Regions from separate parts of the Mus musculus genome. Here all the other regions are linked to region 1. Evidence: chromatin loops called from intact Hi-C (ENCODE). Cell type or tissue: left cerebral cortex. All regions are shown on one strand.

Region 1 (2,500 bases):
TTAATTCCACCACAGATTTATTACCGGTAAGTGTGGCCTTGGAAAGAATTACACTCACATTCACCCTGGGCGTTTTATCCCTGAGCTTCTCAGAGATGCTCGTGTAAAACAAATAAGAACAGTTTCCCACCTCCTCCTCCTTCCTCCCATCAATAGCATATTCACTATCACATCCAGCCAAATGGCCATTTGCAAGGTTAGATAGGTAGTTAAGCCACACAGGCACAATGTAATATGACAACATTCCTCATGGTAATATCATCCTCTGCTCATTACATTTGAATATAGATTGCCAGAGCACAATGCCTGCTGACCCTGCTCTCTGTCTGATGTTAGGTTCTTCAGACAAGGTGAAGTCCATGTGTGCTCCTCAGAAATTATTAGCCTCCTTGGTAGCCTAACAAAATCGTGGTTATTGTCCTTAAGAACTTAATTTGCTCAAGATCTTTTCTTACCATCCTTAATTATGGATATATTCATGGGTGTGAACCACCTGCCTGCTCAGGGCATTGCATAGCTGCATCTGTGATGTACCTACCACTTAATGGGTCAGGGCTCCTTCTTTATACTCTCTGTGCTTCAAACTCTATGTTCACGTAACAGCACTCTGCTCAGCTTCTGAGAATTAAGAGGTTATTTTTCAGGATTTTTATCTGAACTAAACACCAGTGGCTATTCAGAAGAAATGGGAGCTCTGTAAGTAAACCTATGTATTTATATGTGTAAAGTGCACTATAAAAAGAAGCAATAAATCCAGTTTTCTACATAAAAAGGAATTAGATTTTTCCAGTTTACCTCTGCACTGGGATTAATGAAACACACAACAAATAGCTCAGGGAACAATCCATTTGAAGTTTGTAAAGGCATCTTGGGAAGCTGGCTGGAGTAGCCTTTTTGATATTTTTCCAACAAGAATTTCTGTTAATTTTTTTTTATTCGCTCCTGAATCCTGAATGGCTGTTTTCCAATGAGCTCAGCTATTACCTGCCCATTTCTGCGTGGCTGAGCAAATTCGCTGGGAAATCCAAGTTTCTCTTCATTTCCATCAACCATCCATCTCCAAATTACACAGAATTCATTCCTGAGTTGGAGAGGTGCCAGAAGTTTCTCGTCTCCCTGTCTGTGGGCTGCCTTTTTCTTTCTCCTCTTTGAGGCTCTCTGATGCTTAGAGCGAGCTCAACTCAAAGGTTTCCAGCCTCACACTCGCTTCACATTCCCCCACAGTGACACCGGGCTCTGTGCTTCCGAGGAACACCGTGCGCCAGCCTCTGATTCAGTCTCCTCTCACCTGCAGGTGCTCTAGAAACTTCAAAATGCGACTGGTAACGTATTTGCTTCTCCGGCACGCCACTTCTCTGTGCAATAGATGTGGCTGCTTACCTTTTTTTATCCCTAAAGATCTCTCTCTCTCTTGAATAACATGCATGCAAAAGCCGGTGAAAGGGGGCTTACAGACCAGGGGATTAATTGCAGCTCTTGGTGTGCGTGTGCATGCATGCTTGTTAATAAAGGCATGTGTCTAGAAATACGGGTAATTTATGTGCACATATGTCTGTTCAGGCAGATTTCACTAAGAGTCTTGTTGAAAGCAGTACTTTTTATGCGTAGCCAGGCTTTCTAATTAGATCTGGAAACATCTCACACATCAGCAGCAAGTATAAGAAAAATACATTCTTACACCATGCAGATAGCATATTTTAGATAGCTATTCAAAACCTTTCTTTTTTTTTTCTTAAAACAAATGAAAGGGGTGTGTGTGTGTGTGTGTGTGTGTGTGTGTGTGTGTGTAGGGGGATGGGGATGGGGGGTTTGAAGATTTTCAGAGAAGAGTTACCTGGCTGCTGCAGAGATTTCCACACCATGTCACCTGCCTTCTTAAAAGTCAGCAATCGCTTAGGAAGAGATGTGACTGTGCTCCGGAGTAAGCCCGGGGGACGGTGAGCTGCAGTGTTCAGCAGGCATCTTAGCTACTCTAGATATTAGTGCTCCGGCGAGAAGTAGACAGAGTGGCTTTGCCGGAGCTGAATCCAGTAATGTATTTTGGTGCTTGTAGGGATAACGTTTATGCTGTACCCAGGATGCGCCTGCGGTTCTTGAACTCCCAGAAAGCTGCATGAGTGTGTGGGCTCCATAAATCACAATACTTATTTTCTAGTGTTGAAAGTTAGATTCTAAAATTAAGAAATTACTTAGCAATTAATAATGCATTCGGCAGCCCTGGTCTCATTGCGGGGAGATTTACATCCTCGGGACTTGGTCCTCTAGTTATAAAGACAAATGATTTAAAGTGCAGGCTTAATTGCTATTTCAAATCCTTAGGCTGGGGAGAGCTTGCACTACTTTATTTAAAAGGCTTGTTTTGAAGAACAAGCATGTGAGTATGTAATTGTAGTGGTGGGCTAATTATGATTGTAATGTGTTGAGTGCCCAAGAGAAACAACTTCTCTTGAGCATTGCTCCCTGAGGTGACAACAGCTTGCTTCCTTCTCTTTGTCATTTT
Region 2 (2,500 bases), 250 kb before region 1:
AACATGTTTTTTAATTATAAAAGCATGTAAGACCACAAGTTTACACAAACACACAATGAACATCCATGAAAGATAAACATGCATTTGGAGATGTTTGCCTCTTGAGAAAGGAGAAAAACAGCAGGATCAATGTATATCTGTAATGTTTTATTTCTAAAAAAATTTGAGCAAGCACAAGAAAGAAAAAATATCTTAGAATATGAATGTTGACTAAACTTTGGTGGTGGGCACAGGGGTCTTTACAATAGCTTCTTCATATTTTTGGCATATAGGGACTATTTAATCTATTTACTGATATTTAACCCTCTCCCTTCCCCCAATGACTTCAGACAGACAGAATAGCATTGCTGTAGGCTACTGAGCTCATTTCATGAACTTTTGAGAAGGTGAGCCTTCTTTTTAGGTTGAAAATACTACCTTATGTTCTGATTCAAGATATCTTTTGGAAAAAGCCAGACTCTCAGGGCCTTTTGGTTTATAATGGTTTGTTTTACTATTCACAAGACTCCTCTCTTGCACCGGCCCCTCCCTGCAGTCTCTTGCTGTCTTCTGGGGCCCTGGTCCCACTGTGGCCAGCATCCTTGTAGCATTCCTTCTTACCCAGCCTGCTGGGATTCCCACCAGGCCTCTCTCCCTGTTCCCTCCCACTGGTCAGAGACCTCTGCCTGCTGCCTACCTGACTCTCCACACACCAGAACTGTGTGTTCCTACACACGGGAACTCATTGTGGTTGTGGCAACCTATGTGCACAAGACCTAGCTAGCTAAAACCTCATTTCCCCTCAGCTTCAGGCAGGCTCTAGAATGTTCTCCAAGGGAGCCTTCCTTGACTTCTTTGCTAGGATCTTCACTGGGCTCGATGCCTGCTGGATCCCTAGTTTTAGGCAGGTTCCAAGGATATATGAACAAAGCGTGTTTATTACTCTCACTAGGCTGAAGTTCCAGCTGTGGAGATTAAACAGAAGTAGCTCACCACACTATAGACTTACATATCCCTCCTTAGGAATGGCGACAACTATCCTTCTATTTTTGCTACATGTAAAACAATGATAGATATCAAAAATTTCCTTACTAGACTAATAGAAATTCCTGCCACATATCTTTGGACATACTAAAACGTAACATTGCTTTGCATTAGTTACATATAATATGAAGCATATGTTGCTTCATGAATGACATACTTTTAGTTATTTTAAGTTGGTTACTTATAAAGTAGATTATTTAATAACAATTCAGGAGTCTGTGTTGATGATACATTCTCAAGAATTCCGGTTGAGTAGTTAGTAGTGACAAGCATTGTACACAGGAAGGAAAACACACATTCTAAGAGAGGTTCATATAAGGAGACGTTTTAAGCTAACGAGTTTAAAGTCAAGGGTAATTTTTTGATGGTTTTATTGTGGCAGGCTGTTCTGTGGGATGGATTCATAGGGTGGTGTTAAAATCAGAATCCTCTAAGCCTAATCATGCAAGTGAAAATTTATGTAGTGTTTCTCTTGCTTTTGTGTAAGAGGCTGGATGTCTACAGATCTTAATAGGGCATATCTAATAACATGTTAATAACTCATGAATCGCTGGCTTTGGACTGCAGACCTTGAATGAAAGGGTCCTCATGAATTATACATGCCTGACAAATAGGTGATACATTTTTCAAATCACACAGGCTCTTCAGAAGAAAGAATGCTCTGTGAATTAAAGAAAATCGATATGCGTTGATTGATAGATATTCCACTAGAAAACACATTCTCTATGCTGCCTCAGACAATGGGGCGCCTGAGTTTCAAGACCGCTGTTATCCAAAGCTGGAGTGAGGCTGGTGTGGGAGGTTTTGTGTGATCTGGGTGAGATGCACAGCTCACCCCAGAGGCCCAGTCCCAGCCTTAGTCCAGCCCTCACCCTTGCTCCCCAAATCCTGAGGCCAGTAGATTGGCCTTCTCTCTCTCTCTCTCTCTCTCTCTCTCTCTCTCTCTCTCTCTCTCTCCTTCCCTAGGTGACAGACTGTGACTCTGTCCCAGTCTCACTGGGACCCTGAGAGGCTTAATTTGTCAGTGTTGGATGTGTGCTGCGAAGATGAGAAGTGCACGCTCATTTTAAGTAACATTATTGATTCAGCCTTTCCTTGTGGTGAATATAAAATTCTCCACAGATCAAGTAATGGCTCAACATTGCATAAAGAGCCAAGAATCCCTGGCAGGGGGGAGGCGGTTTGTGTTTTCTCTCAGGAAAATTGATGTCTATAAAATGCCTCCAGTTTTTCTGGGAAAAAAAGACATTATTACATGATTTAAATTGATCATCTTGTTATTGTGCTTTTATTAGCTTGTTGGAATATTTTCTTTTAATTGTTTTGGTTTGTTTGTTTTTTTTTTTTTTAGTAATTATCGAAAGTAAATTTGAGCCAGTAAACCCTTCATATTGAGAAAGATCTGGATAGGAACTGATTTTCTTTATGTATTTTTGGTTGTGTTATCCATAAAATAATAGGAAAAAATATATACAAA
Region 3 (2,500 bases), 150 kb after region 1:
AATTTTATAAGGATTCTAAAGCTTTGATATGTTTAGCTGATTTAAAAAAAAACAAACCATGTGCTGTCAAGACAAAGGAAGAGAATGTAGCCATCCTATGCTGGGACTTACAGTGGAGTCTATATTGCTAAGGGTTAGCACATAATTTTTCGTTCAACTCTGATGTGACCTTTGATTTAGGCAGGGTTCTGACCTTTTTGCAGATAAAGGAGGTTTCAGTAATTTCTCCAAGTTACTTATCCTCAGCTGGTGTGTGAAGTTGACAGTGAAAGCTGGGTCTGGAGGCCTCCCGAGCCCTCATGTCAACAACCACCAGCTGAGTCCTCATGAACTGGCAACAGGCATGGGGAGTCTTGCATGGTTCTGGGCACTAGGAAAGAATGTTAGTATTCCTGAGAATACAAAAGTAGGTAATGACAACCATGAGAGCTCTCAAAGCACATACACTACTACAAAGAAGTAAGCCCGAGTAGCTTGGGAGGATAAAAACGAGTCTCAGAAGGAACACAATGGATGGTCGCTAAGGAGCAGCTATAAGTTCCTCCTCTGTTCCAGAAAGCAGAACATGGATTAGTGAACAGGGTTTACAGAAGCAGCCATGTTATTGAAACAGATGACAACCATTTTGAAATGCCAGCCTGCACCACGCCAGAGCAGACATTTTTTTTTTTTTTTTTTTTTTTTTTTTTTTTTTGGTTTTTCGAGACAGGGTTTCTCTGTATAGCCCTGGCTGTCCTGGAGCTCACTTTGTAGACCAGGCTGGCCTCGAACTCAGAAATACGCCTGCCTCTGCCTCCCGAGTGCTGGGATTAAAGGCGTGCGCCACCACGCCCGGCGCAGACATTTTTGTTAAGAAATGAGGTGACAGGTACAAGGAGTGCCTTAGGAGAGAAGAGGTGAAAACACCCAGGATGTGGAAAACATCCCTATAAATGGAACACCTGAGGTGCGAGTTCTCTTTCTCTCTTTCCCTTGCTTTGTGAATCAGGATCCATCATTTAACCACCCACGTCCCTGATGATGTAAAAAGAGATAACCCAGGACATATGACACCTTCACTGTCAGCCCCCTTCCCTTCCCATGTGGGTGGGTGTTTGGACAGGGCATCTCAGGTTTTTCCATGTCTGTGGTGTACGGCCTTGCCATGTCATCTACTGAAGGACAGTGTCTCACTGTTGATTAGATGAAGATTCTGAGTTACACACACATTTGAGTTAGGGCATTATTGTTATGCCTGGTCTCATAATATAAGTAAATAAGAATGCAGAAACTTATTCACTATGAAAATACCATGGAGTTTTTAAAAAGTAGAATTTCCTTATGACCTAGAATTCCCATTACAAGATATATCCAAGGGAACTGAAAACAGTCTGTCAAGAGATGTTGTACTCTCCTGTAGGCTGCAGCATGACTCAGAATCACCATGACATAGAGACAGCCCCAGGGGCAGTGGATAGATAAAGAAAATGTGGCACACAGACAGAATGGAATATTATGCATCTACAGAAGCATAAAATCCCGTCATTAGTTATAATATGGATAAGTTTGGAGAAATTGCATGAATAAGCAATCCGGATACTGAAGGAACTCTTTAGATCATCATCTGTGTAATTTAAAATAGTTGATCATATGAAAGTGGAGAAGTAGAATGGAAATTTCCAAGTGCTTGGGAGGGACGGTTTGGGGGCAGAGAAAGGGGAAATAGGTACTGTCTTCGTTACCGTTGAATGGGAACAAGAGGTTCCTATCTATCTATCTATTCCTTTGCGATAGCATCTCTCCTGAGACCTGAGACCCATGTTTTCTTAGCTGGGATGGAAGTGTAAGGGCCCCAGAGCTCTTGCTTTCTCCAGAACATTGCATCTGAGGTTACACACATGCTCAGACTCTAGGTTTGTCCCATGAGTGCTGGGATCTGATTTCTAGGCTCCGTGGTAGCAGGTCAAGCAGGCAGCATTTTTAACAGCTGAGCCACATGCCAACCCTAAAATGTCCAAGTTTCCTTGATTAGTTGAAAAAAAAAACCTTATATTTAAAAAAAAAATCTTTTCTTACCAGCACTTTCACTGGCTATATGTAAACAGTAAAGATTTTAGCTCATCCTAGAAAGAATTTTCTTCTAGTAATGACATTAGGGCTACATCATACTTCTTTTGCCTAGAGAGAGAGAGAGAGAGAGAGAGAGAGAGAGAGAGAGAGAGAGCTTATGGAAAATGTCCTGGCTCAAGCCCCACTGCAGACAAATAGAATCTGGAACCCTGGAAGCAGCATCTAAGAGCTCCCTTCAAGTGGTTCTGAGGGGGATCTGGGGTGAGGATGTGCGTAGGCGCATCCCAGTCTGCAGTTTCTCAGCAAACTCCCAAGCAGCCCCATTCTCTGAGGAGGCAGTGCCTCTCTGATGTTCAGCCCATACACTTAGTCAACCTGGCTACATCCATTTTTCATTATTGATTTAAATGTAGGAAATGAACTCCAAAAGTTTTTTTCTCCCTTTCTAATT

What was found. A loop is a pair of places that touch in the nucleus more often than their neighbours do. Peaks named below come from ENCODE experiments on the same cell type or tissue, not always from the same donor. Only the 100,000 strongest peaks of a DNase experiment are listed, where the experiment ranks them.
Region 2: it touches region 1 in a loop (2.8-fold over the local background); 2 of 42 quality-filtered maps call a loop at or near these places.
Region 3: a loop joins it to region 1, with 4 times the contacts of the local background. A loop is called at or near these places in 4 of 42 quality-filtered maps.

The regions. Positions count from the first base shown.
Region 1 is chr3:67,891,000-67,893,499 of GRCm38, forward strand. It overlaps Iqschfp (Iqcj and Schip1 fusion protein), which reads left to right and starts at 1,221. Exons shown (of 11, transcript NM_001113419.2): 1 at 1,221-1,322. The coding sequence starts at 1,314. It overlaps Iqcj (IQ motif containing J), which reads left to right and starts at 1,221. Exons shown (of 4, transcript NM_177585.3): 1 at 1,221-1,322. The coding sequence starts at 1,314. In left cerebral cortex, no CTCF peak of the experiment used is centred here; DNase peaks (open chromatin) are centred at 1,205 and 1,986; H3K4me3 peaks cover 1,610 bases; H3K27ac peaks cover 740 bases.
Region 2 is chr3:67,644,266-67,646,765 of GRCm38, forward strand. No RefSeq gene overlaps it. Among named protein-coding and RNA genes, the nearest start is that of Mfsd1, 63 kb to the left of the region's middle. In left cerebral cortex, no CTCF peak of the experiment used is centred here; a DNase peak (open chromatin) is centred at 1,416.
Region 3 is chr3:68,041,768-68,044,267 of GRCm38, forward strand. The region is part of intron 2 of Iqschfp (Iqcj and Schip1 fusion protein); the gene reads left to right. All of the region lies in intron 2 of Iqcj (IQ motif containing J), which reads left to right. Among named protein-coding and RNA genes, the nearest start is that of Schip1, 22 kb to the right of the region's middle. In left cerebral cortex, no CTCF peak of the experiment used is centred here; DNase peaks (open chromatin) are centred at 1,399 and 2,356.